4 separate regions of the Homo sapiens genome follow, and all the other regions are linked to region 3. A link is a contact called in ENCODE Hi-C or POLR2A ChIA-PET data. All regions are on one chromosome and are shown on one strand. The core of a region is the stretch at or near the end of the contact, and the rest is flanking DNA. Distances in the headings are between cores, read along the strand shown. Region 1 overlaps GLIS3 (GLIS family zinc finger 3). Region 2 overlaps GLIS3 (GLIS family zinc finger 3). Region 3 has its middle 67 kb from the start of RFX3-DT. Region 4 overlaps GLIS3 (GLIS family zinc finger 3).

The links. Hi-C counts contacts between places; a loop is a spot of excess contacts on that map. ChIA-PET counts read pairs that join two places held with the same protein, here RNA polymerase II (POLR2A). Pooled maps may share reads with other maps.
Region 1: a loop to region 3 is called in a pooled map, with 5 times the contacts of the local background. The contact joins two enhancer-like sites. A Hi-C loop is called at or near these places in 1 of 168 maps with a recorded cell type or tissue (PC-9) and 4 of 50 pooled maps. POLR2A ChIA-PET finds 5 or more read pairs at or near these places in 1 of 52 experiments (GM12878).
Region 2: a map of IMR-90 shows a loop between it and region 3 (4-fold over the local background). The contact joins two enhancer-like sites. A Hi-C loop is called at or near these places in 7 of 168 maps with a recorded cell type or tissue (GM11168, GM13976, IMR-90 and 4 more) and 4 of 50 pooled maps.
Region 4: a map of heart right ventricle shows a loop between it and region 3 (12-fold over the local background). The contact joins two enhancer-like sites. A Hi-C loop is called at or near these places in 36 of 168 maps with a recorded cell type or tissue (A673, CD14-positive monocyte, CD4-positive, alpha-beta T cell and 19 more), 36 of 37 single-sample maps with no recorded cell type and 31 of 50 pooled maps.

What each region holds. Positions count from the first base shown.
Region 1 is chr9:4,018,857-4,025,863 of GRCh38, forward strand. The region is part of intron 4 of GLIS3 (GLIS family zinc finger 3); the gene reads right to left. Among named protein-coding and RNA genes, the nearest start is that of GLIS3-AS1, 120 kb to the left of the region's middle. Within about 2 kb of position 1,360, at least 2 of the 41 ENCODE cell types and tissues checked have a DNase peak (open chromatin) inside an H3K27ac peak, as active enhancers do.
Region 2 is chr9:4,133,803-4,140,596 of GRCh38, forward strand. All of the region lies in intron 2 of GLIS3 (GLIS family zinc finger 3), which reads right to left. Among named protein-coding and RNA genes, the nearest start is that of GLIS3-AS2, 160 kb to the right of the region's middle. RefSeq lists an enhancer at 2,861-4,060. Within about 2 kb of position 4,174, at least 6 of the 41 ENCODE cell types and tissues checked have a DNase peak (open chromatin) inside an H3K27ac peak, as active enhancers do; they include PC-3, where a contact is called at or near this core.
Region 3 is chr9:3,731,492-3,737,992 of GRCh38, forward strand. No RefSeq gene overlaps it. Among named protein-coding and RNA genes, the nearest start is that of RFX3-DT, 67 kb to the left of the region's middle. Within about 2 kb of position 1,265, at least 8 of the 41 ENCODE cell types and tissues checked have a DNase peak (open chromatin) inside an H3K27ac peak, as active enhancers do; they include PC-3 and heart right ventricle, where a contact is called at or near this core.
Region 4 is chr9:4,115,036-4,121,743 of GRCh38, forward strand. It overlaps GLIS3 (GLIS family zinc finger 3), which reads right to left. Exons shown (of 11, transcript NM_001042413.2): 4 at 2,733-3,846. Among named protein-coding and RNA genes, the nearest start is that of GLIS3-AS2, 180 kb to the right of the region's middle. Within about 2 kb of position 3,735, at least 5 of the 41 ENCODE cell types and tissues checked have a DNase peak (open chromatin) inside an H3K27ac peak, as active enhancers do; they include heart right ventricle, where a contact is called at or near this core.

The sequences.
Region 1 (7,007 bases), core at 110-2,609, 290 kb after region 3:
AAGAAAGATCCTGTGTTCTCGCTTAGAAAAGCAAGTGTGAATAATCTTTGAATGTGACAGGCTGAGGTTCAAATTCCAGGTATTTTACTCTGTGTGCCCCCTCTGGGTCTCGAAGTCCTATTAAGGCATGAGGTAACAGCAGTCACTTCACGCAGGGCTGGTGAGGGGCAAGAAGGTGACGTGAGTCAAGCACCTGGCACAGTGTCATTAAGCAGGAAGTTGATGAACACTAGTTCAATCCATTTGATGCGGGATGAAGGATGGGGTTAGGAATTAGATGAAAATATAAAGAATGTTCACTCTTTGGAACATTAAAGCTTGATAACAAAAGATGGAAGTTCTTATGGAATGGCGTTTAAAGTTTAAACGGTGCTCTCATCTTTGTGACTCCTTTGTCCCTCACAATCATCCTCGAGGATCATTAGAAGGTAATGGTGGCCCAGGAGGTTAAGTCATTTGCCTGACATCACAGAGCCAGCAAAGAAATACAGAGGTAGGAATAGACACCACATGTAGATCTGTGATTATATCACACAGCCTCACTGTTTGGCAGCTGTACCACCCACTATGTATATTTTTTCAGCACTCACACCATAAATATGCTCACTTAGCAAATATGTATTGAGTGCCTACTATGTGCCACTTGCACTGTCAGTGAACAATGCAGCGAAGACTTCTGCTCTCAGAGAGGGCAGTGGAGAGGAAAGGCAGGGGAAATCAACAACAGGCAGGAGACATAGTAAATAAGTAAAGCCTATAGCATGCTACACACAGATAAGTGCTATGGAGGAAAAGAAAAGAAAAATTAGAGTAGGGTAAGGGAGATCGACAATGTGAGACTCATGGGAAGATGCCAGCTGCAATTTTATTTTTATTTTTATTTATTTACTTTTAGAGACAGTGTCTCACTCTGTTGCCCAGGCTAGAGTGCAGTGGGGCAATCACAGCTCACTGTAACCTCGAAATCCTGGGTTCAAGCAATCCTCCTGCCTCAGGCCACCACGAGTCCCCCACAAGTAGCAACGACTACAGGTGCATGCCACTTAAAAAATTAGCATCTGGCTAACATATAAATTTTTTTTGTAGAGACGGGGTATTGTTATGTTACACAGGCTGGTCCTGAACTCCTGGCCTCAAGTGATCCACCTCCTCCCAAAGCACTGGGATTACAGGCATGAGCCACTGCACCTAGCCTACAATTTTAAATACAATGTTAACAGTAGACCTTATGGAGAAGGTGACGTCTGAGAAAAGCCTTGAAGGAGGTGAGAGAGTCAGAAAGTGGGTAACAGGAGAAGAGAGTTCAAAGCAAAGGGAACAGCCCATGCAAGGAAGCTAAGTCAGGGGCATTCCTCCTGGTGTGCAGCAGGAACAGCTGCCCTTGTGGTAGGAATGGCTGTAAAAGGGGAGGGTAACTTAAGGGAAAGTTCTGTTTGTTTTGTTTTTTTTGTTTTGTTTTGTTTTGTTTTTTTCTTAAGACTGGTGCAAAAAAGGCTTGGGTGCTGTGAGCACACTGCCACTCTTCCTGGCAGAGATGTGGGTTGTCAAGGCCCCTCTCAAACCAAGCATGCTGTTCATTGAGTGCTTGCGTTTACATCGTACCCAAACACCTGGTCAATTTGAAAAAATTTCACCAACCCTTTTGCTTAGTATAAGAGCATGATGTGTTTTTCATCCTTTCAACCAGTTAGGTTGGCTTTATGTGCAATCTAAGAGGCATAAACCACATACTTATGCAGTGACATGGATTCTGTCATCAGGCTTTTCACCTTTGTTCTAATCTTGAGATGTAACAGATTTTGCAGTAAAAGCCTGAGCTTCCAGCTATGAGATGCATTTTAGACTTCTCCCAATTATTTACACGGTGTCAGATTATAAATGTCTGATACTACAAGAATTAGTGTCGAGCTGCAAGAACAAAGCAAATAATTACCAGCAGCACACATGGAGGACTGTGTTTCAAATTCTCTCTTGCTGCCACCCTGACGTAAGCAAATGATACTGGTCGTGTATCTCCTGATCACAGCCACAGTAACACTCACCACAAATCAACTTCCACCTGCACACAGTTCCAAAAATAGAGCAGCACAGAGACTTCTATGCGCTAGAGAAAGTAGTCGGTCTTAGGGATTGAAAAAGACACAGTTCAGATGCAGGACTTGTTCAAGACTAACAGGAACTGAGCATCTGCAGTTCTTGGATAAGTCCCTCAAAGAGCTCAGAAAGTCTCTGAAACTGTCACCTCAGCATTTTACTACATCATACAAAGTGTATATACTATAGTATGCTATAATATCTGTACATGTATATGTATATGTATATGTATATGTGTATACACACTATATGACACTACATTAGAGATAAAAACCAACTTTGGAGGATGGTTCAAACCACATAATGTGGGCTATCAAAGAACAAACCTGAATCAATAATTCATATTCATTTTTAAATGATTTATAACATTTTATATGTGGTTTTGATGCAACTGAATAAGAGATTTCTCATGGTCCTTTGCAAAACCTATCCTAATCAAACTTAGCTAACTAATGTTTAGTTTAATAAGTTAATGCCACCATCAGGTAGAGACAAGATTGTATCCTATACACAGCAAATCATCACAGAATACGGCAATCTGTAGCTTCATATCTGCTTGATATGTGGTAACTTCAAGGCTTGGGTAAATTCTCTTTATTTTGTGCTTTACAAATATAAGCATCCATTGTACATTAGTCAGCTTTCCTATTCAACAGTTGAACACTGGTAGAACCTCATTTTCAATTAATATAACATTGCACTTAACAGAATGAGGTTACTGCCACCGTTCCTCCTGGGATACCTTGGGGCTTAGAGACTTTCCTTGAGCTAGCTCTAAGAAGTATCCAGGTATTCTGTCAGAAACAAGCTGCAAAAACACTTGCCAAGCTTCCTGAAATTTTTCCAGCATGTGACCAGCTGGGCTTCACCAGGGGAATTCACAAAGCAATAGTTTTTTCAGTTTATCGGGCACAACATATCTCTAACATTTGAAGCTCCCCCAGCGGTTATTTGGGTACCCTCCTTAGCCAAAGAGTAGAAACCAGACACACACAGTCACAAACAAAACATGTTAAATAGCGGCTCGGTTAGTGTGTTTGTTTGTTTTTAGTCTCCAAAGCACTTAGGCACTTCTCAGATGGTTTAATCAAATCCCTCCCTAAATATAAGACAGGTGGTGACAACTTAATGTCTAAAGACTTGCTATGCCTAGGCATTGTGTTAGGACCATTAGATAGAATTTCTCATTTAATTCTTACAGCAGCCTGCTAAAATGTCAGCCCACTAATATCATCCCTATTTCACAGGTAAGCAAAAAGAGGCCTTAGAGAGATTAAGCAGCTGATGCACACTGCATGGCTAGGAAATGCTACAGCTTACATCTCAGGTCCTGCGCTTGGTTTGATACCTTGATGATTATAATTCACTCCATTCATATTTTAGGTTTTCCCCCTTTTTAAGAGCATATTTTATAAAAGCACATTTTCAGCATGCGTTTTTAATGGAAAAATCCTTATCCAGTCCCCAACCTGGTTCTATCCATTTATGCAAAAAATATTAAACTTTCTAAAATGCAAATATGTATGCACTGCTTGGTGGCTGGATTTAGCAAAAATGCCCTGTCCTGATTCCCTAAAAAGTTAAACATAAGCCTACCCTATGACCCAGCCATCTCATTCCTAGTAATTTGCCCCAGAGAAATGCAAACATCTGTCCACAGTGAGACTTGTAAACAAGTGTTCATGGACTTCTTATTCACAATAGTCAAAAACTGGAAACGGTCCCACAGGGAAGTGGATAAACAAAATACAGTATGCATCCACCCAGTGAAACAGTATTCCACAAGGTAAAGAAATGAGCTACTGATACATGCAACAACATGGATGAATATCCCAAGGTGATTACGGTAGTGAAAGAAACCAGACACAAGAAAGTATACACTATATGATACCATTTATTCTAGAAAATGCAAACTAATCTACAGTGACAAAACCCAGATCAGCGGCTGTCTGGGGCCAGGGGCTGAAAGAAGACTGGATAAAAAAGAGACATGAGGCAACTTTGGAGGTGATAAAAATGCTCTCTCTGTTGTCTTGTTTATGGTGGTGATTTCACGGAGGTACACAGCTGCAAATCCCATTGCATTCTCTCTCTAAAAGAATGTAATTTACTATACACAGATAAAACTTCAACATATTTGAAAACAAATTATATAGGTTTGTACGCATTTACATATTGAACTCCAGTGATCAAATCTTTTTTAAAAATATACTTAAAAATTTTTTTAAGTGGCCAGTCCTTACCCAGTGCTACACATGGTTTGAGCTATCTGCATTATCTGTTTTAGATTCTAAGTTCCTGGTACTCAAGAACAAATTTTCCTTTTTAGTTTAAGTCCTGTGCAGTACCCAACACAGCATTAGGCAGGGAAAGTATTCAGAAAATTTAAACAAAACCCCATTCTGCTATTTTTTATTGTTTTCCAAAGAAACCCTTGGAACACAATCTAGAGTGAGCCTGCTAGCTTGGCCATCAGACCCCAAAAAAGTGTCATCAAGGAAATGTTTGCTTTTGTTCCTAAACATATAAAGATTGCCAAAAACTCCAGACGGTGGGTGAAAAATCACCTGCAAGAAAGTCTCAGAACTTTTCCAAAATCCTTTTCGTGTTAAGAGACGTGTTAGATTTTGTGGCCCACAGAGCGAGCATTGCTTCTGAAAGCCAAGTGCAATCCTGTGTGCTTGAACTTTCAGGTTTTCTACAAGACAAAGGATAAGGGGAAAGAAGGTGTCAACACAGAGCTCATCCCACAAGAGGTCAGAGACCAGCAAGAATTAGCAGCTCTAGGTTTGCTCCCATCTCCTCTCCTTCCTGTTGCAATGAGACAGAAGCCTTTATCCATGTGACTGAGGGTGCTGGTTCACAAACTTTGTTACTGACCCTCAATTAGGTAAGTACAGAAACTGAGTGTTTAAAAACTCATACAGCATTTTGACTTTGCTGTGATCGGTGGCCTCAATGCTCGTTAAACAGGGTATAGGCTGGATCCAGGGTTGTCAAACAAGGGTGGTGAATCTAGTCATGAAGAGTAAGACCATGTTTCATTCATAGAGGATAAAATTAAGAAGGAAAAACAAAAAAAAACAAAAAAAAAAATACAGTGGTCCTCCTCCACAGGTGGTTTGAGAGGCAGAGTTGTATAGTGCTGCTTAGTCCATGAAAGTTAATTTTTCCCAAAGTGATAATGCCAAGAGCCAGAGCGAGGCAATTCTCTAATAGCCAGTCAAATCCATGCAACCCCCCAGTCTGTCTGCAGGTGTTCAGACCGAGACTGTACAGTGAATTAAATAAACCTTCTCAAAAAGGAAGTTTATCCAAAGTGCTGTGTTTCCATTCTAATTAGCATCACGGCTGTACGAGCTGCAAATACGGCTGTCATCACATCAAGAATCAAAATGAAGGTCATGATAATGACTGTGTGGATAGAATTTATTATTTTTTTTCTGCATCCCTGTAGGAACACACTTATTCTTGAATCAGCCCCATTAGTTTTTGGAGCAGCCAAGGTAGCAGACACAGATGGGGCTGCTCCATGTGGCCACTGCTTAAATCTAATTAGGGCAGAACTAAATGAAGCCCAGGAAACTCAGTCTCTTCATTTCTCCTGTTTTTCACAATGATTTACTGGTGGGAAGCTCAGAGTGTATGATAGATAGGTTGCCTCGCATAACATAGGGAGTGCATGGGAGGAGGTCTGCTCTTCCTGATTGCTGATAAAACTGTACCGATTCACAGGGCAAAGACAGAGGCCAGGACTTTTAAGATTACAGGCAAGATTTACTTAATTCTTCTTCTTCTGTATAACAGCTCAATTGTCACAATCTTTCCCAACTTCACCGATTAGATTGCTTCCTCCTGTTTATCACAGATATGACCAATTTAGATCTGTGATTCTTAGATTGGTATCCATCTCCCCTACAGTTCAGTAATCTCCACAGGGCAGTAATCATGCCTGTCGTGTTCATCACTCGATCCCTAGCACTTAAGCACAGTGAGGAGTAATAGAACATACTCAAGGCTAGGCACGGTGGCTCATGCCTGTAATCCCAGCACTTTGGGAGGCCGAAGCGGGCAGATCACCTTGAGGTCAGGAGTTCGAGACCAGCCTGGTCAAAATGGCGAGACCCCCATCTCTACTAAAAATACAAAAAATTAGCCAAGCGTGGTGGTGCACACCTGTAATCCTCGCTACTCGGGAGGCTGAGGCAGGAGAATCACTTGAATCCAGGAGGCAGACGTTGCAGTGAGCCAAGATGGCGGCACTGCACTCCAACCTAGGCAACAGTGAGACTCCGTCTCAAAAAAAAAAGAAAAGAAAAGAACGTACTCAAATAAACATGTGCTGAAATAAAGGATGAGCAAATGGATGGACGGAAAAATAAAGCCTCTAGATATCAGACCATATATACAACGCTTTGACCCTTGGTTGGTTTATTTGTTTGCTTGTTTGTTTTTTGAGACTGAGTCTCCCTCTGTGGCCAGGCTGGAGTGGGGTGGCGTGATCTTGGCTCACCGCAACCTCCGACTCCCTGGTGCAAGCGATTCTCCTGCCTCAGCCTCCCGAGTAGCTGGGATTACAGGCACCCACCACCATGCCTGGCTAATTTTTGTATTTTTAGTAGAGACGGGGTTTCACCATGTTTGCCAGGAGGGTCTGCGTCTCCTGACCTTGTGATCCGCCCGTCTCAGCCTCCCAAAATGCTGGGATTACAGGTGTGAGCCACTGTGCCTGGCCTGGCCCATGTTTTAGATCACATGATAGAATTAATCATGAGTCTCACATAATTATTAAAAATTTTAAGGACAGAGGATAGGCCACAGAGGTCTTATTATCAACTCAAAAGAAAATATTCATAAGAATTCAGGGGTAAGAAATATACTAACAGTATTTAAATCATGGTTTTTGCCCATGG
Region 2 (6,794 bases), core at 2,924-5,423, 410 kb after region 3:
TGCCTTCCTGCCCAAGACCTTCTACACACACACACACACACACACACACACACACACACACACACACACACACCGTACATCTGTCCTCGCCTGAACGGGATCCAGGTTTTATTTAGGCCATTCTAGTTCCTCATATCCATTTTCTCTTTCTCTCAGCTATTTTAGAAAACAATGATTACTTCGAACTAAGGTGTCAGGGACTAGCAAAATACCTCAAGAACATTTTACTGCAAAACACTAATACAACAGAAAATAAGTAAAATTTCAAAACGTGGCAAGAAAGACTGAAAGGAATTTTTTTTAAAACCTCTCAACCATACCCTTTTACTGTGCAAACCTGTTTTATATAAGCCTGGCCCTTTTATTTCCTAGCAAGCACAAATTCAACTACAATTGAAGTAGAGTTGAAAGCCAATTTAGATCACTTGCAATTGAAGTTTTTGCAACTTTGAGGCTCAAAGTTTCCCATTATTTTTAGTTCTAAGCACCTAACTATCCCTAACTGGCAAGGCTTCCTTTAATAATGAAATCAATGCCTAATATAAAATATGAGTCTTACACCTCCTTCAAAAGCAAATAAGTCCCAGATGCTATTGGAAAATATTTTTATTTTGCATGGGAAATGGTGGCTGGCCTCCATACCCAGCTTGTGAATGTAACTTTGGTCATTTAGCAGAGTAATTTTACCTCTTAGCCTTAGTTTCTTCCATCTCTAAAAGACAAATAATACTATACACCCTACATGGTTGCTTCGAGGATGAGTGAGACCCAACATATATGATGTGCCTGCTCAGTAAAGAGTAGTTGTAATTTTTGTTAATGTTATTGTCATGATTATGTTACGGAATGATATTTTTAGTAATGCAAATTGAGCCATAATGGGGAGAATGATTATCTAACTTAGGTGTGCAAAATGGTAGGAACACTTCTTTCTAGCCATTTTTTAAAAAAGGAACTGTCTCTCAGTATGCCCTTCTCTGTCAAAGTAGAAAGAATAAGCGGGGATGAGTAGTTCAGGAAACCTTCTTGTTTTCCTTTGGGGACTAAGCTTACCATGGAAAGACAGAGTTCTTTGCCACACGGTATACACCTTACCTAGAAGGCTTGTCCTGAAAGAGCTGCCCTGGACTAGGGAGATAAGATGGCCTAATTCTACAGTGCAGTCAGCAGGTCCACTGGACTCTCACACAAAGTTATGCCTTCCAACACATCCTCTATCAGAAAAAAAAAGATATTCTGGTGGGAAAGAAATACATTATTTATTGTGGGTCCCCTCATAGACCCCAAATTATGTTAGGAATTACGGCATATACATTTCATCCCTAAGGTTTATTAGCTTAACACATGTCAAAGCGTTGTCTAGAATTGTCTACTTAGATAGCATTATCTCTCTTTTATTTGGGATTATCTTTATTGCTATTTTAAATTTAAAAATAATATGTATTTGTGTATGTGTCCATGTGCTTTAAAAGGCAAATAATGCAAAGTTATAAAAAGAAAAAGCTCATAATCCACCCCCGACATCTATCATTCCCTTAAGGTAATGAACTCTAACAGGTGAATGTGTATCCTCCCACATTCTTCTCTGAATTCATTCAAATATGAGTATGTATGTTCTAATTCTAAAGGCAATGTGAGTTAGGCACACATTGACCCCTATATTCTTGAGAGAAGTCATCGAACTATGACTGTTTTGACAAAGAATAATGTCTCTAAGCATTATTACTTATTACTCTAAACTCTTACTGCTACTCTAAACATTATTATATTACTCAAATAACATATCTAATATAATATACATATTCATTCTTATAATGAAATATAGGTACCCACCAATAAATAAAGAATAGAATCTTAGGCAAGGCATAGTATCAATCCAAGCCTTTCCTCTTTTCTCAAATGGGAGAAACATCAAGTATATGAAAGAACTTTGAAAAGTATATTCTTTCACCACAGAAAGAAACAAGTACCCTTCTCTCCCATCTGCTATGCAAAAACAGATCGATGAAGGTAAGCACAGGTCATCAAATTCTCTCACCTTTCATGAATACTCCTCCTTAGAGCTAGAAACATCCTGCATACCAAACACCCTAGGCTTGCTATGTAGTGTTTTGTCAAATTCATAATATTTCACTGCTGAGATACATTAGTAACAATTTAATGAACATATGTGACTGTATGGTGTATTACTCTGAAATACAGTAAGGCATGGCTAAATGGCTACGAACACCAAAGGATGACAATTAGAATGAAATAACCGGCTCCTATATTCAGGGGCAAAGCAATCGAATTTGGCAATTGTGACAAATGCTCAAAACTGTGCAAAACCTATGGAAGGTAAGGAATGCTGGATATAACATCCTACCTCCATGGCGCTCACAACCTCTGAAGAGATAAGATATACTCACCTAGGAACAATCGGATAATGTCGCTAGACTGTACAGTATTAAGCATGAAGCTAAATCATAGAGACAGGAGCTCAGAGGAGGAGGGCAATCCCTTTGTACTAGGTAATTCATCAAAGAAGAAGAGTATGAACTACAAACACGTTTCCCAAAGTCCTTCAGGATGTCCAAAGATGTTAAATGACAATGAAGTTGGCCTCATGGAGATGTCCACAGTCCAGTAAGCTTGGGAACCCCTAATACAACAAAGTTAAACATATCTCTTTACTGTAAGTCTTCAGGAGCCTTTAAAAATGTAAATGCATGTGATAAATCTCCCAGAAGACCAAATAATATTTAAAGTACATTTGTTTAGGGAGGTTTTTCCCAAGGGACTCATCTAAGACTGGCATTCTAAGGAATACCCTTTAGAAAAGAATAAGCTAAAACATGAAGGAAGAATGAGCACACAAATGAGAAGGAAGTAGTAGGGTGTAGACACAGAAACGAAAGGGAGGAGGCACAATGCGTCCTGGAGAAACAAAGATGAGCTAGGGCTGCCTACAAGAGGAGAAAGGGAGAAGACAGAGCTTAGAGGGTTGGTTCAATCAGCCCTGAAGAACTGATTTAAAAGCTGGACATTACTTATCCAACAGTGGTTCAAACCTGGCTACATATTGGCATCACCAGTGAAGCTTCTCAAATGCAAATTCCTAAGCTCCACTGCAAACCAACTAAACCAAATGATGCTGATATAACTAGTCACCTGATGTGCATCTGGGACCTTGTGCTATAGGTAGTGGCGCATCCCATTAGGAGCAGAGTTCACCCAAGATTAATCTGGAAGAGATGGGGAGAAAGGCTGGAGGAGCACATGAACCAGCTGTACAGACGGCATAGCAGCCACAGGGTGGTAAATGACAAAATAAGAAAGCAATGGTTATGAAGCAAGTTAGAGTAAGGATTTTATAATTAGTTGCTAAAGATTTAGGCGATCACATTTAAATGGGAGAGGGGGGCCATATAATGTCTATTTGGTGACTTCATTACAAAGACAGCCAATAAATAGGTCAAATCTGAACCCAGGGAGATTCGCATGAATCATGCAATCTCCTACCACCTTGTCTTCAGGAGTTCAGCTTGAATCTTCCATGTTTATCCCACAAAGAACATAACTTTCATACCAACATTCTTCCAACCTTAGTCAGCATTCAGGAATGCTGTCCACCAAGTATGGAATCACCAGCATTACTCACTGCAATTTATCCCTGTATTAAATGGAATCACATTTATACCCAAGAGATTAAAATGTATCATATTCCTTTCTGTACCACTCAGTGCCCTGGATTCCTGTGCATGGAGCCTCAATCTTGCTCCCCACCACTGGGCACTCCCAGTAAGATGATATTATTAGGAACCTACATCTCTGAGCCACTTCATAAGGATGCAAAGATAAATTAAGCAATATTCCTGGAGTTTGTATTCTAAAGTCCCATCCGTCAGCTATTGTATATCAATTATCAACTAATTAGTAGAGAGTGCTCATGCTGACCCCTCTGTTCTCTCTTGTAATGATTTGCCAAGTTAACTGAAAGCTGCTCTGCTCCATAGAGACTCTTAGTATAGCAAGAGTGTTAAATAAAGTTCACCAACAATTAGCCTGGAAAACCAAAGAGGAAATGTAAGCACATTTTACTGCTTCTCCCTCGACAAATTTTCTAGCAATCCCAGGGGAAGTAAGCAGATACATTTGTTAACTAAGCAAACAAGTACTCTGAAAAACTGAAACACCAGCAGAGGCACAACTTAGTAATTTATTGCTCACAGATCAGGTATTTGTTTATTGTGTCCCTGCTCTGTGCTACACTATATACTCTAGGGATTGTGGACACACAGATGAGTCAAATCATTCTTGCCTACCATCTAATTTAATAGGCTTAGATCAAGCCTCATCTGGTGGACACATCTGTGAAAATATATAAAAGTGGAATTATTATACTTACTGTGGAAAAAGAGGACTTCCACAAATATAAGAAAGAATGAATGGAAGGGAGGGAGAACGCATATTGTCATGGGAGAAAACTGCCTCAGTTTCCCAAAGACACATTTACTGGGTGTTAGGCTTGGTCCTAGGCCGTACAGCTAGCCCTTGGTCAAAGATCTTACAACCAATTGGAGAGAGTGTTAACTAACACAGGAAACAATTGGCAAACACCTAATCTTAAATTGAGTTGCTTCACTGCTGAGTACAAAAAGAGCTCAAATGAGGAAAAGATCTGAATACACTGGAGGAGGCTTAGTAGAGGAGTGAGACTTCATCTGAGCCTTTTAATGGCAGGAGGAGAGGGGGCAATATGAAGAGTTGGATGGCCAAAATGAAGTGAGGTGCATGTGCTGAGGAAGTATTATGGAGGCAGCATGGGGGAAGCCGTAAAGAATGAGACACTAGGGCCAGAATAGCTTCCCTTACCAGCTGTGTGACCTTGGGCAAATGCCTTAAGCTCTCTGTGCCTCTATTTCCTTGTCTGGGAAATGGGGATGATAATTGTTCCCACCTTCATAAGGCTGTTTGGAGTATGAAATAAGTCACGTATGTAGACCACTTACAACAGTTTCCAGCACACAGTAAGTACTCTATAAGCTGTAGGCATTCATATTCTTACTAAGATGTTATCAGATTGCACACAACCTCCAAAACCAGGCACCCCAAAGAGCTACAGTAGACTTGCAAGCATGGGTATGTTGTAAGGAGGGAGCAAGAAGATAACAGTCTATTTCCAGTACATTTAGAAGCAGAGCAAAGGCTGAAGGCAGGAAACCAAGCTAGTAAGATGTTGCCATAATCTCAGGGTGAGACCAGGCTGGGAAGAGCAAACGGAGCAAACAGGGTAAAGCCCAACTTATCTTATTAAGAAAACAAGTAAGATGGTTGCTGAAGTGCCTTTAAGGAATACTAGATTCAGAACCTTTCTTCCATAAATCAAGGTTGTATATCTCTCAACCTGCTTTTTCCCCTGCCCCAAGCCAAACAAAAGCAGAGGCTGGGTGAGAAATGGCAAAGCTGCCTCTGGGTGAGACCCCTCACTGTACGGAGCAATGACTGGTATCCCCCAGACAGCAAGTGCTCACCAAATATCTGTTGGATGAATAGGTAATGAATACAACTTTTAAGAACAATTCATAAGTCAAGTACAGTTCAAGGCCACGAATCAAATTGAGCAGTTCCTCTGAAATGTGTGTAAGTCATGATGCTAAAGAAGACTGAGGTCCCTGGTGGACACAACTGTTGATATGTCTCTAAATTACTCAACAGACAGAAATATTACTCGTTCGCCCCCTCTGTCCATATTCCCTCCTGTTACATACAGATACACACAAACACATTCAGTGTGAAGGGAGGGTAGTCTAAGCCAGCAGTCCCCAACCTTTTTGGCCCCAGGGACTGGTTTCATGGTTCGTGGTTTCATGGAAAGCATGGAAGGGGTGGGCACGGTTGGGTGGGGTTCAGGATGAAACTGTTCCACCTCAGATCATCAGGCATTATAATTAGATTCTCGTAAGGAGCACGCAACCTAGATCCCTCACTTGCACAGTTCACTATGGGGTTTCTGCCTCTATGAGAATCTAATCCCACTGCTGATCTGACACGAGGCGAAGCTTGGGCTGTAATGCCCACTGCTCACCTGCTGTTGTGTGGCCTGGTTCCTAACAGGCCACTGACCCATACAGGTCCACGGCCAGGCAGTTGGGGACCCCTGGTCTAAGCTACTCAATATAAATCAATGGGACTTTTTTTTCAGTATGTAAGAGCTGGTTCAGAGGCAAAATCGCAGCCAATTCTTCATATTAGATATAACTTCTTAGCCTGTAAAAGGCATATCTTACATAGTCGTCATAGCCGCCAGACCAGGTAGATCGCTTGAGCTCTGGAGTGTGAGACCAGCCTGGACAACATGGCGAAACGCTGTCTCCACAAAAAATACAAAAATTAGCCAGGCATGGTGGCGCGTGCCTATAATCCCAGCTACTTGTGGGGCTAAGGTGGGAAAATTGCTTGAACCTGGGAGGTCAAGGCTGCAGTGAGCCAGGATGGCACCACGGCACTCCAGCCTGGGTGACAAAGTGAGACCCTGTCCCCAAAAAACAAAAACAAAACAGAACAAAAAAAGCCACCAGACTACCTTTGTTTTTCCCTAAGCAGTAATTTCCCATTACTGTCCAAAAAGACACATTCTCTATCATAAATTGTTTCTGCTCCATATTCTGCATGGGCTTGCAAGTCCAGATGGGATGCCCAGAAGCCTCAGACCCAGAGGGAAGGAAAATAGTAATGAAGATTACATTATTTTGCATTAAAATGAAGTCACCCCTATTTCCAAGAAATGGAAAGTACCCAGCTTCCTCCCAGAA
Region 3 (6,501 bases), core at 15-2,514:
TTAACAGAATATCACAGGCTGGGTAATTCATTTTAAAAAAGAAGTTGATTTGGCTCACAGCTCTGGAGGCTAGGAAGTCCAATAGCATGGCCCCAGCATCTGGTGAGGGCCTTCCCATGCATCATCCGTGGCAGAAGGCATTATGTGGTGAGCAAGTGCATGAGGTGGAGAGAAAATGGGGGCCAAACTTACCCTTTGATCAGGACCCCACTTCTGAGATAACTAATCCACTCCTGTAACAGCATTAATCCATTCACCAGGCAGAGCCCTCATGACCTCATCACTTCTCAAAGGCCCCACTCCCCAATACCATTTTATTGGAAATTAAATGTCAGCATGGGTTTTGGAGGGAACATTCAAACCATAGCAGAGAAAAAAGGCACTCCTTAGTCTGTGGTGATTAAAAAGGGTGAAGGGAGCAGGAATAAACTCAGCAATTCAGCACCCTGCGTACACCAATCTGAGAGATATAAAAAATATTTCCTGTTCAGGCAACAAAAACTTAAAAGCCAATAGTTATGGTACGCAAATAACTGATAAGCTAAACTGTATTAACAGTATAAACTGTTTTGTATTCCACTCTATATAACTTTACCAGGTAGGTTCCATTCTGGATTATTACAAATAGGGATTTGACATTTCTTTTATAATTGGACGCCTGGGGTGTACAATAAAAATATTTCAGTCTCTGCACCTCCCCTCTCTGCTTCCTTCTTTTACAATGGCAAATTTCCCTTCTCTTCTACAAGCTGACAAAATACAGCCTGCTTTCTGGCTCGCATGTACCACATGCTGGTCACACACAGCTGTTTACAAAAATGCAGACTTTTGCTGCCTAGAAGAGTATTTTACCCGGTACTCAGCAGTTATAGACAAGTGATTATCTTTAAACTCTGATCTTAAATTTGAGTGATGTAAGATGGTTGATTTATTCTTTATAATTATTCCATAAAAATAATAAATAGATACCTAATCTGAAAGATAGTTACAGATCTTGCTTTATGGAGGTCACTGAATTCTTCAGTGTTCCATGAATAACACTGTTCGGGTCTAAGAGGTCACAGCACAAATAGAAAGTAGTGTTGGATACACATTTCTTAGTCTCTACCAACAGAGATCACCAACATGAGAATTGTTCAGAAGGATAACGATGCCTCAAGTATGTAAGGTATGTCTGTAATACAAATGAAACAGGCATTTGGGGGAGAAAAAACCTTTTGCCTTACTCGAGAGAGGAGCCATTCCAGAGGCTTGCCTGCACGGAAGTCTGTGGCTCTAGCTGCATTTCAATGCAGTGCTTAGTTTATTCACCAGGGGTCATCAAAGGTCTGGATTTTCTTTGTCTACTTGTTGACTCATATGTACTCTCTATATACACTCAAGAACCACTGGATTCTTTAGAATTGTGCATCAGGAGATGTGGCTTGCTTTCCTTCTCCCCACCACTCCAGGCCCACCCCCAGCACTTACTCTTTATAGATTTCTACCAGCACACTGCAGCAAGCAAGTCCATTAGATGCATCACAGAAATGCCTTTTCTAACTAAACTAACTTATTTAAAAAAAAAGAGAGAGAGGAAACATGGTATCTAATTAGGTTTTTAAAAAATAATCATTTTCCAAAGTTAGAAAGTGAAAGGCTTTTCACACTATTGTTTTCTAGATTCATGAACCAAATTGCATGCTTGGAAAACAAATGGGTCACGGTTCACTTCTGTTAGATTTCACTTAGTAACGGGTCACAGAGGGCCAGATCAGGTCACCAGATGAACCAGTTAACACTAGGCTGGGACTTTTTAGTCCCTGTTGAGCAAGTAAATAATGAAAGTTTTCAATGAAGATTTTGTTTCTGGCACGGGTAGGATCTCATGGGTCTTGGTGAACCTGATGTCTGGATTGAATACCACCTTTTGTGCAGCCCGCAGTTCCTATCTCAGTTTTCTGTGAAGCACCCTTAAATACCTTTAGTACATAGCTATTGCAAGTAGTTTGATACTTTCTTACCTCTATCCTCTGAATAAACCAGATTGCATCCTTTGAAAGCTCAAAAGTGAGACATATTTCAGCCACAACGAGGAGTGGATTCAGCTTATAGCTTCTTCCCAGGGGAACATAGCTTCTATTTATGAATCAGTGGTATTGAGAGGTGACAACCTGCTGACAGCCCTCGCAGCCCTCGCTCGCTTTCGGCGCCTCCTCGGCCTTGGCGCCCACTCTGGCCCCGCTCGAGGAGCCCTCCAGCCCGCCGCTGCACTGACGGAGCCCCTTTCTGGGCTGGCCAAGGCCGGAGCCTGCTCCCTCAGCTTGCAGGGAGGTGTGGAGGGAGACGCGCAGGCCGGAACCGGGGCTGCGCGCGGCGCTTGCGGGCCAGCGCGAGTTCCGGGTGGGCGTGGGCTCAGCGGGCCCGCACTCGGAGCAGCCGACCAGCCGGCAATCCCCGGGCAGTGAGGGGCTTAGCACCTGGGCCAGCAGCTGCTGTGCTCAATTTCTCGCCCGGCCTTAGCTGCTTCCCTGCGGGGCAGGGCTCGGGACCTGCAGCCCGCCATGCCTGAGCCTCCCCCCACTCCGTGGGCTCCTGTGCGGCCGGAGTCTCCCCGACGAGCGCCGCCCCCTACTCCACGGCGCCCAGTCCCATCGACCGCCCAAGGGCTGAGGAGCGCGGGCACACGGCGCGGGACTGGCAGGCAGCTCCACCTGCGGCTGAGTGCGGGATCCACTGGGTGAAGCCAGCTGGGCTCCTGAGTCTGGTGGGGACTTGGAGAACCTTTATGTCTAGCTAAAGGATTGTAAATACACCAATCGGCACTCTGTATCTAGCTCAAGGTTTGCAAACACACCAATCGGCACCCCGTGTCTAGCTCAGGGGTTGTGAATGCACCAGTGGACACTGTATCTAGCTACTCTGGTGGGGAGGTGGCAAACTTTGTGTCTAGCTCGGGGATTGTAAATGCACCAGTCAGCACCCTGTCAAAACGGACCAATCAGCTCTCTGTAAAATGGACCAATCAGCAGGATGTGGGGGGGGGTGGGCGGGGCCAGATAAGAGAATAAAAGCAGGCTGCCCGAGCCAGCAGTGGCAATCCCCTCAGGTCTTCCTTCGCTGTGTGGAAGCTTTGTTCTTTCGCTCTTTGCAGGAACTCTTGCTGCTGCTCGCTCTTTGGGTCCACGCTGCCTTTAGGAGCTGTAACACTCACGGCGAAGGTCCGCAGCTTCACTCCTGAGCCAGCGAGACCACGAGCCCACCGGGAGGAAAGAACAACTCCAGACGCGCCGCCTTAAGAGCTGTAACACTCACCGTGAAGGTCCGCAGCTTCACTCCTGAGCCGGCGAGACCACGAACCCACCAGAAGGAAGAAACTCCAAAGACGTTCAAACATCAGAAGGAACAAACTCCGGACACGCCACCTTTAAGAACTGTAACACTCACCGCGAGGGTCCATGGCTTCATTCTTGAAGTCAGTGAGATCAAGAACACACCAATTCTGGACCCAGTATCTCCCCATACCCTAACTCCTTTCCCAAAGTAGGCAGAAAAACAGCCCTGTTGTTCCGGTGGAAGCCTTAGCTCTGTATTCCTTTTAGACTGTATTTCAAAACGCATTATTAGAGCCCCAAAGTCACCTGGTGAAAGAATGTGAGAGCTGGAAGTGGCCTCAAAATCCAGTTGAACCCTCTTATTTCATATGTTTGGAAACTGAGCACTAGAAAAGGTAAGTACTGCTTCAAGTCAATTGCTGACAAAATGGATCTAGTCTATTTCTATTGCATGGTGCCTGTTTCCAAATAAGATGTGGAGAAATCTTAACAATACAAAATACATAAGGTAATACCACAGAAAAAGGCAAACGAGACTATGGAATGAGGAGGGAGTCAACTATGACAGATGGCACAGGTGGTAAATTTAGCTCTGAACATTCTTGAGATAACCCAGGGCACATGGTAGCAGTTAGGACTCCTCTCTCCAAAGGTTACTGGTCGTTTTCTTATAGACTTGTCAGGAATGCTATAAAAATACCATGGGACACATGGGGACCATGGTTGTGTCAACAAAAGAAGAGGTTTACCAAGGCTTTTTTTTTTTTTTTTTTTTTCCTGAGATCGAGTTTTGCTCTTGTTGCCCAGGCCAGAGTGTGCAATCTCGGCTCACTGCAACCTCCACCTCCTGGGTTCAAGTGATTCTCCTGCCTCAGCCTCCAGAGTAGCTGGGATTACAGGCATGCACCACCACACCCAGCTAATTTTGTATTTTTAGTAGAGACGGGGTTTCACCATGTTGGTCAGGCTGGTCTCGAACTCCTGACCTCAGGTGATCTACCCGCCTTGGCCTCCCAAAGTGCTGGGATTACAGGCATGAGCCACCATGCCCGGCCAAGGTTTGTTATTAAGAGAGGGTTGTGAGAGCTGATAGAAGATGGTGAACAGTTAGGCAAGGCCTTCTGAGAATCAGAAATCTCCACTCCACACCAGTGTGGAACAAACATTTGGCCAAAATGTACAACAGTGGAGGACACTAATTTTTAGTTAAAAAAAACACCACTACCTATGACCTGTTAGCCTCCTGACATAATATGGATGTTACAATCATGAAAAAAGGAGGGGTGGCCCAAGGTAAGGTCAGTTACTTTTTATTTTCTCTTGGCATAAAATCTTTCTTAAAAGGAACTAGAACACCCTTAAGAAGCAGAATTTGCCCACTGACCACATTCTGTTTTATGTGAAATAATATAACCCAACGTCAACTTCTGCAAAAGCACTACTTTTTCAAGCATCCTCAAAGTAAGTCACAGGGACAGTTATTTCAAAGTGACATTTACATTGTCAATGGGGAACTGAATAGCTGAAGGGTGAGATAGTGATCTAGAGAAGATTTAATCCCAGGACCAAGAGGAGGCAGATATCTGTGAGAGAGATAAGGCAGCCTGGAGCTGCTCATAGCTTCTTATATTTAGATGATTGGGAAACACCGCAAGTTGCAAAAGGCTTTACTAGTTGCTGCTAGTGTGTGCGCGTGTGCGTGTGTGTGTGTGTGTGTTCAGGAGAAACTATTGGGAACATGATCTATTTGCATATGTCTTAATTCATTTTAATTTGGGGGGCTTAAATACTTTGGAATGTATTTCAAAATTCTTTTCTCTCTATCAAGTTATTGTGTGTTTGCTTGTTTGTTTTTGTTTTGGAGGGTGTTTCTGTGCCTCCTATTTGAAAGAGATTAAGTGTTTTTTAAGGGGCTTTAAGGAACTATGAGGAAAATGAGTAAGTTTCTGTTTTGTGAGGAGAACAGAAGGTTGCAGAGGGCAGAGATCATAGCCATCGATTATGAAAGTGTCATGATAGCAGATGATGTGCCTCTGCTTTCTGTGAGACACAGAATAACAAAATGAGTTTTAGCAAAGAAGACTGTTGACAATCTAAAATGTGTCAGTGAGCAATAGAGAGATCCAGGAACTACCTGAAAAGAAGAATAATTGAAAGAACTGGGTTGGTTAGCCTAAAGCTGAGAAGACGTTTAGGCAACATACTATTATAGTTTTCTTAAATAGCCACAGGAGCTATTGAGAGGAAGTTCAGCTCTGTAGAACCATGACCTGGTGGACAGAAGTTTTGAATAGGCAGGTGCAGCATCAGCACAAGGAAGTCCTTCTTATCAATTGATTGGGTGTCTTAGACCTTAAATATTTTCTTACCAATGTCTTTTAGCAGAGGGTGGATGGCGCAACAGGGGTGTTGTAGAGAAGATTCCTGAAGTAGACAGATATTGCATTGGATAATCACAAAGGCTCTTCTTACTTAATCAAACATGGTGGACTAAAGATAACAAAATAAGATGCAAATAATCTACAAAAGCAACCTATTGAGTACATTTATACTCAAAGCTAAATCAGATGACTAAATATGACTATCTTCCTTTTTGCAAGTCTACTTAGAAGCAAACCTGAGACTTTTCCTTCCCCACCCCCACACGTCACTACTCCACTTCCCCTACCCTAATAGTCCAAAGTAATGCGTGAACATGCACTTCAAAAATTAGTAATATATTTTCAGCAAAAGGTAAAGGGTATGTGAGATAGAATTGTGCTGTAAACACCAGAAAACCCCCAAATAACAGGAGTTTTGATAGAATAATTATTTGTCATATAACAAAATCCAAAGGTACGTATTTGGGGACTGGTATGAAAACTCCATGGTGATTTCAAGGGTACAGATGTCTACTTTTCCTTTTCACCATCCTCAGTATGTGGTTTTCCCCTCTTGGTCCAAGATGACTGCTGGAGCTCCTGCCTACTCCAGGATGGCAGGAAGAAGGAAGGAAAGAAAAAGGCACACCTCTCCACTTTTAAGTAGCTTTGCTAGAACTCTCACAAAACACTTGTATTACATCTCATCAGACTATAAATTCAAAGAAGACCAGGAAATGTAGCTATTATCTGGACAACACTGGCCCAGCTAAAACTCAGATTTCTGTTCCTACTGGAGAAGAAAAGACTAGATATTGGGAGGTAAC
Region 4 (6,708 bases), core at 2,485-4,984, 390 kb after region 3:
GGATACCAGTGGCAGCCACTTACTGTAAGCAAGCCGTCACTGAGTAGCCCTCTCACACACCCCTATTTTACCATAACTTCCAGAAGCTCTTTGTGTTGCTTGTAGTCATGGCCACCAAACACAATGTGGTCATCATTTCTTTCTTGGGTCAATAAGCTAAGCAAGTGAAAATGACTAACTCTATCATACACAGAAAATAGCAGTTAAACATATATAAAACTAAAAAATGGCCCGGCTCTTATCATTTAGACTGCTCCTAGCCCTGCAGTGTATGACACAGCCACAAAAACCAAAGGTCACTTCGCATTTCCAAAAGAAGAATGTGGCCATTTTACTTGTCAAGGATCGTGAGCTTTCAGTCAACTACCATCAGATTTGAAGTCAGTGGGATATGAAACATTTTAATTGTAACAGTTGTATGTGTGTGGACTCCAAGACTATAAATATGTGTTTTGCAAAAGGCAGAAAAATACATTTTTTTCCAGGTGCATATCTACTTTAAAAACCAGGTATTCTATCTGTGGATTACAACTTAAGAGGACTGCTAAACTTTCACAGCAAAATTAATTGCTGCCAGTTGGCTATCACCCTACAAATCAAGCAGATGACAATGTAGCAACCTAACAGTTTTCAGAAGACACAATGCCCATAATATGTATGTTTTAGAAGAAAATGAAGGCTTCCTGCTAAAAATATATAGCCCCAGAACTAGAATTGCAGCATTAATCAGCTCCTAAGAAACCCTGTTTATTATGTGCACTATTACATGTGTAAATAAATGCTTTGTGGTCCTAGATTCGATACACTGTTAAATCATCAATCTGAATTTTATAAAGATTCCACCTAGAAGTGGGGAGTGGGCAGATCAGAGGAAGAGAAATCATCTCCCATACCCATTCTGAACAATACAATGAGAAGCTATGCATAAGCCTGCGAACATTAACCTATCAGCTTATTCTTTCACTGAAGTATTTATATTTTTGATATTTATCGTGCACTTCAGCAAAAATCAACTTTAAAAAGTTATATGTCTTTGCAAAGCCTGGCAACAGTAGAAAAATGGGGAAATCCTATTGCACAAAAATTAATTTTGCAATGCAAAAAATATTTTTCTGGATAATTCGAGCCTTTATGTTTATTTCAGTAAAGCCAAATCCAGTGAACTATTTTCAGCCAGGATTAGTCAGAACTAAAAGGTTGGACTGTTTTCCTTCAGAGGCTGAATGTCTTTCCTGCCTGCAATAGGCCGGTGTGTTCCAGAGTAAATTGAATTGCCTTCAATTGCTTGTTTCTTTGTGGCATTTTTAATGCAGAACCCTAGTGACAGAGTAAGGTTTTGCTGTCTGGAAAGTAATTATTCTTTTCACTCATATAACCTGGCATTCTCGCAATGTATCAGCTTCAGGTTTTCCTTGAGAAAAATCACAATGTGGTGCATAGCGTTGTGACAAGAAATGCAATTCCATTCCACAAGACATTCTTAAAACTCTTTCAAAAATACCTACCGGGCAGTGAAAAAGTGCTTTGAATACTTGCATTATAGCTATCACCTGTTTGGTTTGCTTTTACATGAATAAGAAACCTTGGCCAATCTATAATCAAGCATACACATAGTCCAGATTCTTTTTCATCACTGACATACTACAGAAAGAAGGAACTCGGGCTGGGGAACCACAGTACAAATAAATTTCTGTTTAAATTGATTTATATATTTCACATATTTAGTACCAGCACCATACTCAATATCCAGGGAATATATAGAAATCTTAGACTTTAAATGAAATATTTCTGTCCATCTAAACTAATATAAAACACATGTTCTTCTTTTTCCAATACTTAAGTGAGCTGTCTGAGATTGTGCAAAGCCATCCTGTGATCCCAAGGGTGATGCCCTGTTTATAAACCCTGAGGGTTTCTGTGAGGTGTGAAATTGTTGTGAAACCATTTAAGAATCGTATTATTCAAAAATAGTAAATTTTGCCAAGAAACAGAGAGAGTTCCAGGATGGATGCTGTGAAAGGCAGAGGCGAGGAAGAAAGAGACATCAGGCCCACTTCCCTCAGCACCAAAGGCTTCCCTGCTCTTTCTCCTCATATCTCTCTACAAAATTACCTCTTAAAATTAGTTAGGATCCTGTGAGATTCTGCTCCTGTGTATCCCCTGGGTGATTTTATGCCGACTATAAATCATTAGCTAGTCTCTCAACCCTGGAAGGTACAGAGCGCAGGCATGTGGATGCATGCCGAAACACTTTTACTAGCCAAGTTGCTAAGTGGTGAGTTCCTTTTCAAATATCAAAACCACTCTTCTCTCCATCCCAATTCTAGCCCGGTTATTGGAGGGAAGAAAAAGTCACTGCATATTTGCTTTGGAAAAGAACTAAAGCTTGCTGATGTGCAATCTGTGTCCTTCTGCTCTTGCACATCCATACACATTAAGGAAATTCAAAGTTGGTACCTGGCTGGCATCTCCTTTCCAAGATTTTACAGAGTGTGGCAGACTGATCACCTGCTGGGATGGATCGTGTACCTTTGCAGAAGGAAATATAGCAATGGAGAGCCACTAACCATGAAAGAAATCTTCCCCTTCCTCAAGCTGAAGGGGAACCCCATCTCATGGATACCTAGACCCCCACGCATGCAAACTCCATGGGCCGAGTTAGGAAAAAACACACGTACGCAAAGCAAGCCGGGCCTTCAAGAGAGGTCACCCCTTGCGCTTCGGAAACTCACCGTACACTTGTTGGGCTTCTCCCCAGAGTGGACTCTCATGTGGATCAGCAGTTTATAGCGGGCGTTGAAGGGCTTGTATCTTCGAGGGCAACCGGCCCAGAAGCAAGTGAAGTCCTCCCCTTTGCGCTGGTCGATGTGGACCTTCTCGATGTGCCGCACGAGCTCCTCCTGCTGGTCGTACAGGGCGCTGCAGTCGATCCAGCGGCAGCAATGCTTGCCCCCGATGCCGTCCATCTCCCCGTCGTCGTCCAGGGTGGCCTGGGGCAAGGCCAGCTGCTGGGCGTGGGGCCCGAGCTCCGGGTGGTGAAGGTGCGCATGGGCATGGTAAGGGGGTGGGGGGCCTGGGGGCGGCGGCAGAGGAGGGAGCGGAGGCGCGGGGGGTAGGTCTACGGTGCTGCCCGGGAACTCCTCCAGGCGTTCGGTCTTGAACAGGCCGGCCGACTGGCTGTCGGGGCCCGGCAGGCCATGCTGCACCACCATGTGGTTGACCAGGCCTGGCTGCAGGCCGCCGTGCTCCAGCTGTTGCATGCGCTCGTGCTCCAGGGCCCCGTCCTCGCCGTAGGCCGGCAGCGCCAGGCCTCCAGGGGCCACCAGCACGCCCTTCTGGCTGCCGGGCACCGGGCGCGGCTGGGGAATGCAGCTGCCGCGCACGCCCAGGAAATGCCCGTAGACCTCCGGCTGCGGGGACAGGTTGGCCGGCGAAGCCCTCGACCCGTTGATGTAGGCCACCAAGGACGTGGGCGACGTGCGGATGATGGTATTGAAATCTATCCCGATGCCATCGGACAGCGGGGACAAGGACAGCGCTCTCTTCTTGGAGCGGGCCGAGTGGGACCTGGTGGATGAGTGCCGAGGACTAGGGTAAGGAGAGTGGCTACTTTCCGTGCCAAAAAGGTAGGATGGTAATGAGTTAGAGACACTATTGCTGGACATGGATGTCCCGGGAGGAAGGCTAAGGAGATCCCCTAGATCAAGGCCATTCTGAGAGCCGTGGTTGGAGAGCGAAGGGAGGGCCCTGTAGCCCTGGGACCACTCCTGCTTCATGCTTGAGGCCGACTGACTTTCCGTCAGACTCAAGGTCGTGGACGCCAAAGACTCACGCGAAATAAGGGACCTGGAACAGCAGCCAGAAAGGAAGAAAAAAAAAAGATAAACATTTTAGCAGGATACGGATTGCTTAAGAGCTAAAAGAACACTGCATTGACAATCCCTTAAGTATTTCCCCTAATTACATTCTGTGCTAAACACACATTCTTGGGCTAAGATAAAATCCAAGGCTTCCAGTTCCAGGTAAATAACATTTTACCAAGAAGAACAATAAAACCTAATGCTCACTGAAATAATGTAACAAAAGATCTATTGTTATAAATAATCTTAATACTTGAGTAATAAATAGTCCTTGCTTTATTTTTAAATAACTTTTTCAATATGGGGGAAAAAGGATAGAGACCTGGGAAAAATTACTGATACCTGTCAAAGCCAACCAAATAAGTATTTGTTGAGCACCTACTATGTGCAGCATGTTATGACAGGCTTTGCAGAATCTCAGCCTTCAAGTAAAATCTATTTGGGAAAGTAACATATAAACTCATGCTTTATTTGAAAAAAAGTAAATCCTCAAAGTCAAAGGGTTGTCCAGGGGACTTAATAATTTCACAATTTAGTTTCACTGATATTAAGGAATTACTCTGATTTTTTTAAAGATAGTAATTCACATTGCCAGTAATTAGTTACATCAAATCACCCCAGAAAATGAAAACAATATAAAAAGCAGCTATAATATATAAGGGAGTAACAAACTGATAACAAGTCATATCTGGAATTATGCATTAGAGCCATTCGGGATTTAATCACACTTGCTAGTTGGGTTTTCTGTGAACTCTCGTCCTTAAATCCAAGCAGCTTTGGGCCAAGAGCAGATCGTTCACTTTCTGTAATTGACTTTTGCAACAATTCCTCTCCTATTCTTCTTACCCTTTACAAACACACCCTATGTCTCACAATATATTATCTGCATATCAAAATGGTTCATAATGTAGCTCTGGTCACTTTAAAATTCATTTTGCTTTACTGTGACATTGTTGCCTTGAAAATAAAAATCACTTCTTGATCTTTTGGCTAACTTTAAGTGTGAAAATAATTGAGAAGAAAAGATACGTCCCTTGGAAGGAAAATTTGCCACAGAGGCAAGACATAACACGCTGTATTTCTTGACTCAGACATGGTGTGTATCAGAAGAACCTGGCTTATTATATGTACCTGCATTGACTTTCTACTGAAGTCTTTTTTACTGACAAAAAATTAATCACAACAAAACGTTATATAAAACGTGTCTTCTCAAAATGAACACATTGTTTCCAGCTGTTAAACATCAACCTGTCTCAAAGGAACTGAGGTAAAAGAAGCATTTTCATCCCACCTGTTCATCTTACTCTGTTTCACAAAATGGAGGCCACAAACACCATTTCATACAAGCATATGATATTAGCAAGAAAAACATCTCAGCTCCAAAATGCACAGTACAAGGTGATAACACCATCATCAACGAGATGTTACCATCGAGTGAAGTAATGTTTACCAAAGACAAACACAGCAGGAATTTACATCCAGTTGCCCTTGACATAGATTTTCCTCTTGGTCCACATCCTTAAATTCGGGTTGTAGTCTTTTTGCAACCTCCACAGTGGTTCTGGAACCATCTAGTTTTTAATTCCCCACGGACACTTTTCAATTATTTTCCCAGCACACTTGCAGCATGTGGCTCTTCCTGCAGAGCTCAGCTGAAGGCTCCTGGTGATTGGATGTCAAGGGCCTTTTGGTCTCTTCCCCAGCAAGATCGAGGAATTGCTTTCGGACCCAAACTAAATTAGTAGTCCTATCGTATATGAGACAGAGACAACTGACTGCTTTACACCCGCAGGTTGAGAAGGTTCATAGAACATAAAGAACCAGAGCTTTGGCAGAGCTACATGCCTGAATGGATGCACATTCTCAGGTGCTACAATTGCCTGTCACTGTCATACTGGAGCATATTAGATTGTTAAGTCATGACTAACAGACAGAAGTATGTTATCCACCTATATATACTTTGCTTATAAAATTGTATTATTTGGTTTCAGGGCAGCCTATAGTGAAACGTTCATTTGCTCCACTGTTGAGAGATGATTCTTATTTCTCTCAAATTATACTTAAATATGGCTCAATCAAAATCTGCACATAAAGCCATGCAGGCACATTATATAACTTTTTGGGCATCTGAGTTTTCTAAGACAATTATATATTTTTCAGAAAGCAAATTCTATATTCTATTCATTAAAGTATTAATATGAACAGAGAACTCTCTTCTATCTCAAACACCTAATGAGAACAAAACTTCCCCAAATGGCCTTTGCCTAGCAGCCAGTCTTCCTCCTGTGTGATTACTCAGATCTTTTAATCTTTCAAAGCTCTAATCCATGACATCTCTCCCCAGTACACTAGCTCCCAGTGGAAGTTCTCTTCCCAAAGAAGTTATATACTGTCTGCAATGTGTCTTAAATGTAGTTAACTTCAGGCATCTGTGGGTGTTATATTCTTCAATAAATTTCAAAGTCTTTTAACAGAAGGGATCATTTTTATCTTCCCAGTGCCTGCCAGAATGTAAGATACATACTAAGTACTCAAAAAACTGTTGATTAGGAAAGTAAATAAGTAATCAATATAGTGACAACAGAACATTATTTATGGCACTCACAAAGCATTTTCCCTATATATGATCTCATTTGATACAACCTGTCAGTTAAGTAAACTGGATTTTAAAAATAACTTCTATTTTACAAAGAATAAAACAGGGTTTGGGAAATTTCTCCCAGTGACACACACACACACACACACACACACACACACACACACACACCCCAAAGTTCTTAGAGAAATACAAGTGAAGCTGTGCTTGATAGGCAGTGACCTACTGGATCATACACATTCTCTATTGTTT